3 separate regions of the Homo sapiens genome follow, and regions 2 and 3 are each linked to region 1. Evidence: chromatin contacts called from ENCODE Hi-C or POLR2A ChIA-PET data. All regions are on one chromosome and are shown on one strand. Each heading gives the region's core, a stretch centred on a gene start or an enhancer-like site at or near the end of the contact. The rest is flanking DNA. Distances are from core to core; before and after follow the strand shown. Region 1 has its middle 35 kb from the start of VSX1. Region 2 holds the start of VSX1 (visual system homeobox 1). Region 3 has its middle 16 kb from the start of ENTPD6.

The links. A loop is a pair of places that touch in the nucleus more often than their neighbours do. ChIA-PET counts read pairs that join two places held with the same protein, here RNA polymerase II (POLR2A). Pooled maps may share reads with other maps.
Region 2: a map of aorta shows a loop between it and region 1 (2.6-fold over the local background). The contact joins the promoter of VSX1 here to the enhancer-like site in region 1. A Hi-C loop is called at or near these places in 4 of 168 maps with a recorded cell type or tissue (A673, aorta, gastrocnemius medialis and 1 more) and 4 of 50 pooled maps.
Region 3: a loop to region 1 is called in a map of heart right ventricle, with 2.2 times the contacts of the local background. The contact joins two enhancer-like sites. A Hi-C loop is called at or near these places in 5 of 168 maps with a recorded cell type or tissue (GM23248, chondrocyte, heart right ventricle and 1 more) and 1 of 37 single-sample maps with no recorded cell type. POLR2A ChIA-PET finds 5 or more read pairs at or near these places in 1 of 52 experiments (Panc1).

The regions. Positions count from the first base shown.
Region 1 is chr20:25,114,887-25,118,588 of GRCh38, forward strand. No RefSeq gene overlaps it. Among named protein-coding and RNA genes, the nearest start is that of VSX1, 35 kb to the left of the region's middle. Within about 2 kb of position 2,330, at least 2 of the 41 ENCODE cell types and tissues checked have a DNase peak (open chromatin) inside an H3K27ac peak, as active enhancers do; they include gastrocnemius medialis, where a contact is called at or near this core.
Region 2 is chr20:25,080,039-25,083,757 of GRCh38, forward strand. It overlaps VSX1 (visual system homeobox 1), which reads right to left and starts at 2,103. Exons shown (of 5, transcript NM_014588.6): 1 at 1,635-2,103. The coding sequence starts at 2,058. RefSeq lists enhancers at 2,092-2,621, 3,385-3,719.
Region 3 is chr20:25,177,852-25,181,434 of GRCh38, forward strand. No RefSeq gene overlaps it. Among named protein-coding and RNA genes, the nearest start is that of ENTPD6, 16 kb to the right of the region's middle. Within about 2 kb of position 1,285, at least 15 of the 41 ENCODE cell types and tissues checked have a DNase peak (open chromatin) inside an H3K27ac peak, as active enhancers do.

The sequences.
Region 1 (3,702 bases), core at 1,080-3,579:
TCCAGTGTTTAGAGCCTTATTTTTGAGGAATTATAACCAAAAAGGCTTTACTTAGACCTATCAAGTGACAATAAATTGTACCTATTTTTCTCTCACTTAGCGGCACCTGGTTTATTGCCATATATTAAGATCTGTTAGTGATACTTTGCTTAAGGAACAAAACAATGAAACTAAAATGAGGTAAAATTGGAAAAATGTACATTTCAGAAATGTTTCTGGCAGCTCTGAACAAAAATGAATATAAGTCAATCTATTTCCATTTTGTGTGTCACCTTAAAGTGCCTTAAAATGCATGACAGATGGACAGAAAGACAGATACAGCTATATACACATATACATAGGAATTGACTTTATAGTTATGCTTCTGACAGATTTAGCACAGCCTCTCCTGATGCAAGTGGGAGGAATTAATCCTGCTCAAATGAAGCCGGTTTTCTCAAATTCAGGGACTTGATTCCTAGATTATGCTTTAGGAAGATGTTGATCCCGCCCATGTATACAGTATGTGTTTGGAACTGCAGTGTAATCCAGGCTTACAGCATGAGCGTTAATGATTGCTAAGTGCTTTATTTACAGTACATTCCACAGGGCACTTCCTGAGAGAAACTGGGTAGAAATGGCTCCTGACTTATAACAGGATGCTTGTGCCCAAGTTTTTTGTGTTTTTTGTTTGTTTTTGAAACAGAGTCTCACTCTGTCGCCCAGGCTAGAATGCTGTGGCACAATCTTGGCTCACTGCAACCTCTGCCTCCCCGGTTCAAGCAATTCTCCTGCCTCAGCCTCCCGAGTAACTGGGATTACAGGCGCCCACCACTATGCCCAGCTAATTCCAAGTTCTAAAATTCTTTTTTACATCTTATGTTTTATGAATTTCCTCCAGTACACTTTATGCAAAAGTCAGTAAAAATATTTCTCCTATAAGTCTAAACAAATGTTTAAAAATATGTAAGTTAGGAAGTTATTTCCAACACGCATATTCTTTTCACATGCAGAAGTAATGGTGAGAATTTTTCATATCCTTTGCAGCAGACTCCCGGCCCCGGGGCTGGGCCCTCAGCAAGCTCATTCCTGTGGCTGGGAAGGCTGGGGAGGCAGAGCTGGCTTCCTAGCAGCCTGGGGTTTCCTCGGGTGGTTTTTGTGCAAGTTAAATATGCTAAGAAAGTTTGGTTGTAGGATCAGTGCCTGACCAGATGCCTTTGCCTTTTACTGGCTGGTGCTGCCACACACACACACACACACACACACACACACACACACACACCCCTGATGCTGTGAGACTTGGCAGCTACAGGCTCACTGGGCATCCTTCCCTGGAGAACTGCCCGAGGCTGGCAGAACCACCTGGCTCCAAAATGCCTGGAGGCCCAGCTTCCTCCACTCACCCTCAGCTGACCCGATGGGTCCTCCGCTGTGCCCCTTCCTCAAGGCAGGACTTGCTGTGGACAATTCATCCCTCACATCCTTGCTCGGTTCCTTCCACTCTCCTATCCAGCTTTGCTCACTCCCTTCTCCTCAATAACACACAAGCACCAAATCCCTGCCTTAGGATCTGCTTCCAGGAGACCACCTAAGCCAAGTGGTCATTTGGCTTAGTCAACCTCCAAGACTGGCATTTATATGGCTGTAACACGTAGAACTGTACATTTAAAAGGGTGAACTTTATTGCTTTTCAATTATACCTCAATAAACCTGCCCTTAGAAACAAGATGAACTTCATGGAAAAATAGTTACTGCTATTTTGGAGAAAATATCCAAACATGTTAACCAATGAAAAACCTCAGAAAAGCAAAAAGGGAGGCAGGGAAAAGCTATCCTGCATTTAAAATATTCTCCTGGCCCACCGGCTTGCAGCTGCCACAGGTGGAGGACAAGACAAGGGGTGGGTCTTTCCAGGGTGCCCCAGGTGCTGACTGAGCAGCCAGTATGTGATAAAATCTCCTTCTTGAGAGAAAAGGAGGAAGCACAAGACAGGGAAGGGAAGCGCAGCTCCAGGAAAGGGGTGGGCGGAGGGGCTATGGTCTCTGCTGTGCCATTCAAACGCGTGTCGCAGGGACCTCTGAGGGCTGTGCTCTCATCTGCCTGGCTGCCCTGTGCTCACAGGGCCAGCATGTGATTATTTGGGATCTGGTGTGGGTTTTCTCTTGGTTGTTTTATTTTTCACTTACCAGCTGCGTGTTAATAGAAAGTCCCCTGACTGAAGGATTTGCCCGGGATTTCTGTAATAAAAATAGAAGGATTTGTCACAAACGCTGGAAGGACCCTCTGCAAAAGTGGTATTTTTCACGTGATCATGAGCCCCAGAACATATTGTCATCCCGGGCTGCAAGCCTGGCCTCCTCACTGAGTGGCAGTGACAGATGTCCCCTGTTAATGTCCAGTGATTGAATGTCACTGCAGAGGCCCGTCCTCACCCACACAACCTGTTCCTTTCTTTCTGCAGCCACTGTGTCACGCTTGTCACAAAATCCACATTTTCTGCACATTGTTGGCCTTCTCCAGCAGTGAGCCCTTGTGCCAACCCTGCCCTGCTCCCTCCTCGGCCCATCCCCGAGGACACTGGGGGACAAATAGTACCATCACTGCTAAGTGATAATAAAGGCTGGCAGGAACACATCCTCAGCTTGGGGCGGCTACAAGGAAGGAAAGAAATAAAGAAAAAAGCTCATGAAGTTGCTGGAGTCATAGTCTCCTCCTGGGAATTCAGCCCAAGAATACAATTTATCAGAAATAAAAAGCTCTATTTAGATGGAGATTTATTGAAGCACTTGCTATCATAACAAAACACTGAGAACAACTTGAAAATCCTTTTACAGGTAAATAAATGATGATAAATTCTCTTGATTGGTTACGGCAGGACCCTTAATAATTATGGGGCACTGGTTAAACGTGGCAAATTGAGCAGCAGTTTTTGTTTTCATTGCTTCCCCAAGTACTACCAAAATAAAAGCAAAAGGGAAAAGTATACAAATGCACAGAGACAAAGAAAACGGGAGGGGAGAAAAAGGCAAAGGAAACAGTAGACAAGGAAGGTCAACAAAGATGGAAAGAGCGTGAACAGAAAAGGCCCAAGTTCCTGAGGAGGGGACACCACTAAAATGTGGGTCATCGTGTGCCACAGAAACCCAGAAAGGCTCAGGAATTGGACTCCCCAAGTACCAGGGAAAGCAGGATGAGGCTGGAGCTAAGAGGGAAAGTCTGCAGGGGAAACAAGCAGATGCCTAGAAGACACTGTCAGGGCTCCAGTGGCCCCAGAACCATCCTCCCCCAGCCGTCGGGAAGTGGGAGTGTCTTCTCTGGAGAAATGACTTAGATACATTTCCAAGGTGGAGACATCCAGCAGTGGGGGCAGGACTAAGGCACCAGACAGAAAGGAGTGATTATGACAGAAAAATGTGAGATCACTCAGGCCTAGGTCACTAGCCTGGTGCCTAATGACCTGCAGGAAAACCCACAGGTCAGCAAGTGCCCCCACCACACTCACGTGCACATCCTCACATGCACTCATACAGACTCTCATGCACACATACACTCTCACGCACACACACTCACATGCACACACACTCTCACATGCACACACACACTCTCACATGCACACACAGTCACATGCACACACAGACTCTCACATGCACACACAGACTCTCACATGCACACACACTCACATGCACACACAGTCACATGCACACACAGACTCACATGCGCACA
Region 2 (3,719 bases), core at 853-3,352, 35 kb before region 1:
AAATCAGAATCTCTGGAGGTGGGATCTAGGAGGCTCATTCTTGACAAGTGTGCTCAGATGATGTGTAGTTGCCCTTGAAAATTTGAGAACCACTCCACTGTGCTTTACCTTTTTATATCCAATACATCAAAAAGTCTAGATGGAAAAGAAGGTTAGAAGGCCAAACTATTGTGAGATTCATTGCTAGAAGGCATAATTGCCTCAAAATATCTTTAAAATGAATAAAGGCAAAAATAACTAAATAATACTAGTTTTACTCATCCATCAATTAGTTCACCAGAAACCTGGCTTGGATTAAAACATTCTGTATTGGGCTGTCCAACCTGATGAGACATGAGACACATAAGGTTATTAAGCACATGAAATGTGGCCAGTAAGATCAAGACATGCTGTAAACATAAATCACTTAATGGAGTTAGAAGACTTAGTGCTCCTAAAAAGTAAAATATTTTTGTATTGATTATGTGTAAAATGATAATATTTGCTATCATTGTTGGGTTAAAATATAGTATTTAGATTCATTTCACTTTTAATGTGACTGTGAGAAATTTCCGTCAAACATGAAATCACATTTCATTTTTCTTGGACAGCTCTGCTCCAGACTTTCAGAAATGCTGGCAGAGTTGGATTTAGCTGCCTTTGGTTTTGTAAGAAAGAACCCATCCCATGAAAACAGTTTTGCATTTTTAGTGACACTAATAGGGAGTTTCATTTTATCTTACGTAGAGCTCATGAAATAAAGTCCTTTTAGAGTGGAGCAAAAACCTGCCTGCCTATTGATCTGACATGCTTCCTTTTAGTATCAGAAGACCCAGTCTACTCTTTTTGCCTTGGCTGCCTGGATGCTCAGCTCTAGATTCTACCACATACCATCCTTTCTTGTGTAATTCTTTCTTTTCTCTCCCACACCCAAAACCACTCGTTTCCTTAGCCCTTGTCCTTTATAGAATTTCATTGCTTCCTTCTCTTTCCCCGCGACCCGTCTGGATTTCTTTGGGGAAATGGGTAGGCCAGGAACACATCTCTAGGCGTAACTACAATGAATCCCCAAGGTTGCTTCTTTCTCCTGCACAGGGGACTGGGAGGACGCTGCGCCGGCAGAGGAGCGCGGTACCCGGGACTCCCTTTTCAGCACCCCAAGGGGCGGACAGTTCCAGGGCTCGAGGCCCCGTACTCTTCCAGGACCCGTCAATCATTCGATCATTTCCGCCCGCGTTTCCACCTGGTACCTTGTTCGGTGCTGCTGGTGACCACCACAGGCCCGGGCCTTCCCGACCCACGCAGCTGCCAGAGGCGGAGACTGGCGCCTGGCGCTGGGGGGAAAAATGGCCCTCTGGAGATGGTTGTTGAAGACCCCAGGGTCTCATCAAAAGGTTCCACCCGGAACCAGGTGGTGGCGGTCTCACATCGCTGAGGGAACAGGACCCCGGATGAGAGGCAGGGATTTAGGATGCAGCAAGGGGCAGGCGGCGCAGCTCCGCGAATGCCCCTCCCGCGACGGGGCCTCGCTCTGGGCTCCCCGCCTAGATCTGGGCCGCTGGGGCCAGGGGTGCGGTGGGGCGATGGTCTGTGACCCCTGCGCGGCTCAGAGCCTAGGGGACAGGGGCAGGAGCGGAAAGCGCGGGCCTGATTACCGGACGTGGAGACGCTGTCGCTGCGCTTCTGGCGGCCGAGCGCAGGCGGCGGACGGCTGGGAGCCAGCGGGGCAGCGGGCTCGGGGCCCCTGGGCGGCAGGAACGGCACGTCCGCTAGGAGCAGGCAGGGTGCTCGAGCGGCCGCCGGCGGCTGCGTGCCGAAGCCACAGAGGAGGCCGAGTCCCAGCGGTAGGGCCCCACGCGCCAGGCTGGAGCCGTCAAGCCCCGGGCCCGGGCACGGCGCGACTGCCGGACCCTCGCAGCCAGATCCCTGTCCTGGGCCAGCGGGCGCCGGCAGCTCGGCCTCCAAGCCCAGCAGGTCCGTGATGGCGAAGCCCCGGGGGCGCGAGCCCCTAGGGGAACCGCCAGGCACCAGCGCCCTGCTGCTAGTGCGCCCGTCGGAAAGCGAGTCCCGGCCGGTCATGGTTCCTTAGCAAGCAAGGCGCGAGCCTCTCTGGATCCCGTTTGCGGAGGGCCCAGCTTAGAGGAAGCTTTATAGGATTGGGCTGCCGGTCGGGCGCGGGAGGCCTGAAGGGCTCCAATCAGCTGGGCGCGGGCGCGTCGCCGTTCCGGACCCCGCGAGATGGGGACGCCACCAGTTCCCCTCCCCTCGGTTACCGCCCACCCAGCTGCAGTCCCCTCAGTCACCTCCTTCTCCTCCTCTCTTCTGTCCAGCCCACCCCACCCCACCCCACCCCCATTCTAGGAGGGAGGGGAGGAAAGAAGGTAAGGGACAGTGACTCCGCTGTCTGCCTGTCCCTCGAAAAGTCGCAAGTTCTACATCCTGGCGTGGCCTTCTCCTTCCTTCCAGACTCTCTGGGTGGAGGCCCCACTCCCAGCTGCCCTGAAGCTTCTTTGATGCGACCCAACTGCCTATTAAGACCTAGGACCCCATTCCCAACCACACCCCGATGGCTACCCCATATATGTCCCCAGCCAGCCCTCCACCTCCGCCGCCGGTGCCACGAAGGCCTTCCTGTAAGAAGGCCTTCTCTGAAAATCCCCAAGGGGAAAGGAATGAAAACCGTGTATTTAATCCATGGTCATCCTACCTCCATCCCTTTAATCCATGGTCATTCTACCTCCATCCAAATCCACCCCCAGGTCCATCCCCAACACTCCACGGGCTGAACTGTAGGGGGTGGCAGACTCACAAGAGCTGGGGAAAGGGAGAGAAGCAGAGAGAGGAGTGGACTGCCCGGGGCTGAGACGGGCAGGGTACCAGGTTTAACCAACAAAACACTGTCGGCTCAGTGAAATGTGATTTCAGATAAAAAAGGAGGGCTTTTTTTTTTTGTAGGAGTATGTATCAGTATTTTATCCAGCAACCCTAAATTGGGGAGGAGTGGAGGGAGGTAAATTGAAATAAAATAGAGTCTGTCTACTGGAAAGCACACCTTTTCATCGGGGCTTACAATTTATTGTCCAATTTCACGATTATTCAAAGAAAGCCTGATTCTTTGAATAATCAGTGAAACTCTGATATTCGCTAAAGTTGGCCCCAAGCACGTGGGTAAGTAACTACTGGTTCGCGCTTTGAACCCAACCAGCCCTCATCGCTCGGAGCCCTGCGTCCCCCGCTTCCCAATCCCAGAACCCCGGAAGCAGATCTCCTCAGTCCCACTCCCTGAGGGTCCTACAGTCCGAGGTCCCGCAGCGAGGGAGGAGCAAACGCCTGAGCTCCGCGGGAACCCGGCGCGGCTGCCTGCGCGCACGCAGGGACCGGAGCCCGAGCCTGGGCCCTGCAAAGTGGGTCTCCCACTCGCTGCGCGTTCGAGTGGGGCCTCCGCTAAACATGCAGATTAAACAAGGGGCTTCCGATAAGGATAATTACAGGAGGCTGCGCATTGACTTTCCGTTACTAAAGGAAGACCCAAATCTCCCCCTTGCAAGCTGTTCCCGGGATTACCAAAACAATCACTTTCTTTTGAGATCATTGTCTTTTGAACCACTCCAGCTCGGGGCAGAACGCTTTAGACGCTGGCGTTGTTTTCCGCTCCGCGAGGAATTTTCCCCCAGATTTATCTCTGGGTTTAGGGAAGGCGTTGGGCATTCGGGACTGCGTAGTCGTTTGTAAATCCGAAT
Region 3 (3,583 bases), core at 35-2,534, 62 kb after region 1:
GGGAGTGTAGGAGCCTAGGAAGAAGACGGACTCTCCAGAGGGAGAGGGCCAGGCCCAGTTAATAACTGTAGTTATTAAACTCTGGAGCAATTGCTGTCTGCCCCACACAGTCTATGATTATAGATAGTCTTGTTGCTTAACTGCTCAGCAGACAGATGCTTGATTCCTGGGGCCATTGCATATTTGTAACACCTAGGAGGTCTAAAATATTGGCAGGCAAGTTTGTTTATCCAACACTGAATGAGATCTGGATTTGCCAGTCACTGTGCCAAGCACAGGGAAGCAAAGGGACCTGAGGCCCAGACCCAGGCCTTTGTAGAATGTGCCCATTCCAGCAGGAGTGGCTGGAGGGCTCCCCACAGATAAGGACAGGATGGGGTGCTCTGTGCCAACTGGTGAAATGAGAACAACCGCAGGAATGCAGAGGAGGAAAAGGAATGTGTGTGGAAAAAAGACAAATGACACGGAGAAGTAGTAAGAGCAGAAAGACCCTGTTTAACGTGACCTTCAATGCATTTTCTTTGAGATGAGTGTGGGCTTGCCTGAAAAGGTGAGAAGACAAGATATGTTCAAGGCATTCAGCCATGATGGCACCATTACACTCCAACCTGGGCAACAGAGCAAGACCCGATCTCTGAGGGAAAAGAAAAAAAAAGAAAAAAGAAAAAAAAAAAATATATATATATATAATAATGACTTTTCTGTATTTAATTCATAAGTGAGAGGCTTCCAAACTTACCTTAAAAATGCACTATGTCAAGGCACAGTCTCTCACTTTTGACAGAACTTGTGAGGAAAATGCGAGCTGCAAAATGTTTTCCTGTCTGAGCCTCCTCTTCACGATGGGAATGCAGTGCTCAGGGAAACACATCCCAGCTCCATGAGAGAAGGGAGGGAGTAGACTAGTATGCTCTGAGCTCCCTTTCTGCTCCAAAACTCTAAGATTCCATGAGTTAGGGTGTCAGTGACCCTCCCCCAGTGGCCCTCAGACCCTAGCTTTCCAGCACCAACTCCAGTCAGCTCCAACTGCCTGTATCTCATCTCTGGGCCCGAAGGCTCTTTCAAGAACTTGAGTGTGCAGCAGGTCAGATATGCAGAGGGAATAGCACTCAACAATAACTGACAGGACCCAGTGTATAAACACTCCAGCACCCTCCTGCCTCAGGCTCAAAGCATTATGACTTATGACTCAAGGCATTGAGTCATCATTTGTAATAGAAAAACTTGGAAATATATGGCAAGATATGTAATAGCCACACAACACCTCTCTCTTCCTTTGGAGTGCAGTGGTGCAATCACAGCTCATTGCAGCTTCTCCAGCCTCAGCCTCTCCAGTAGCTAGAGGTCTTGCTATGTTGCCCAGCCGGTCTTGAAATCCTAGGCTCATGTGAACCTCCTCCTTGACCTCCCAAACTTCTGGGATTACAGGCGTGAGCCATGGTGCCAGGCCAAAAAAAAAATGTGTAGACAGCCCCAGCCTCCTCCTTGTGATACTATACTGCCGCCTAATGTCCTCTCAACAAATGACACCAAATACATTCTCCACGTGGATTCAGAAATTGTATAAACAAGGTTGAAGTTGAAACATTTTATTGTGATAGGAAAACATTTTGGAAACCAGTCTGCACATATGCACGTATGCTTGTGCATTTATGAAGTATATCTGGAGAACACAAATAAGCTGTTAACAGCAGATGCCTCCAGGAAAGGGAACTGGCAGGCTGAGAAATCTACCAAAATCATGGTGATGACGATGGTGATGACGTTATTTTGTATCTTTTAAATTTTGAGGCATACAATGTCCTGCTAATTGAAAAAAATTTTTAACTTAAAAAAACATTTATTAAATGTTGACGCTATGATGACTAAGGGGCCATCTTTTCTTCATTCATTGATTAGTGTTCTTAACAAATACTTACTGAATGCTTCCTGTGAGGGGGGCACTGTTTGGAGGAAAAACAGTGAGGAAGACACGCTCCCACCCTCCTGGAGCAGAGATGCTCAGAGGACTGCCCGGGACACCGCATGGTGAAGGTGGCCGAGCCCACGGCCTGGGTCTTAGGCTGGCCGGCCACGTGGAGCGGCACCCACCCAGCCCTGCTGCCGTGAGTCAGTGCCGTGGGGAGCAATCGCATGCATGGGCTTCAGACCTGCATTGGGCCTCTTTATTTGGGCACTTCAGCCTTATCCTAATTAATATGACACTTCACAAGCAGCATATAAGGGACATTTTATTCACCCAGCAGGTGCAGCACACACATTCTTCTCCAGTACCATGGAAAACTTGCAAAAAGTTACAAAGAGGGATACAAAGCTCATGTCAACAACCTCCACAGAGTGGATATCAGAGATGACACTCCCTGGCCCACAGCTCAATCAAGTGAGAATTCACTGATTAAAAGGTAAATTTAGAAATTAATTCAAAAATTTAAAAATGTTTCTTTTTTAATCTTTTTTTAAAGTTTATTAGCAATCTAAAAAAATACTGGTTATTTTTTTGACTTAAAGAAACCACTAACTTGCTAATCTCTAGGACATACAAGTTCCATTTATGGTCATGAACTTCATAGTAGGCCAAATGTAGGATTTAAAATCCAAGAAACAAAAAAAAAATTATAGAATTTTAACCTCACAATTATTTGAATGTCATTTTGGAAAAGTGCTACCTGAGACGCAGACACTGAGGACATACCTGTATGTACATGTTGGTCCTGACCTCCACCTCCCTTTGTACTCACACTAAGAAGTACCCCAGTTACTAGAGTAAACAGAATAGAAGGAAAGAAGCTGTGAATAATTACTTATGAGAAAGGGGACACGACCATGGCACAGGTGCTTCCTAACTCGTACTGTGACATACTCTCTCTTCAAAAACTGTCCTTAAATGTTTGAGGTGATGTATATCCTAGTTACCCTGATCTGATCATTACACATTGTACATATGTATCAAAATATCACATGTACCTCAAAAATACATAAAACTATGATATAGCAAGTTTTTTTAATACGTTAAGTTCTAGGGTACATGTGCACAACGTGCAGGTTTGTTACATAGGTATACATGTGTCATGTTGGTTTGCTGCACCCATTAACTTGTCATTTATATTAGGTATTTCTCCTAATGCTATCCCTCTCCCTGCCCCCTTCCCCACAACAGGTCCCAGTGTGTGATGTTCCCCACCCTGTATCCAAGTGTTCTCATTGTTCACTTCCCACCTATGAGTGAGAACATGCGGTGTTTGGTTTTCTGTGCTTGCAATAGTTTGCTCAGAATGATGGTTTCCAGCTTCATCCATGTGCCTGCAAAGGACATGAACTCATCATTTTTTATGGCTGCGTAGTATTCCATGGTGTACATGTGCCACATTTTCTTAATCCAGTCTATCATTGATGGACATTTGGGTTAGATCCAAGTCTTTGCTATTGTGAATAGTGCCTCAATAAACATAAGTGTGCATGTGTCTTTATAGTAGCATGATTTATAATCCTTTGGGTATATACCCAGTAATGGGATCGCTGAGTCAAATGGTATTTCTAGTTCTAGATCCTTGAGGAATTGCCACACTGTCTTCCACAATGGTTG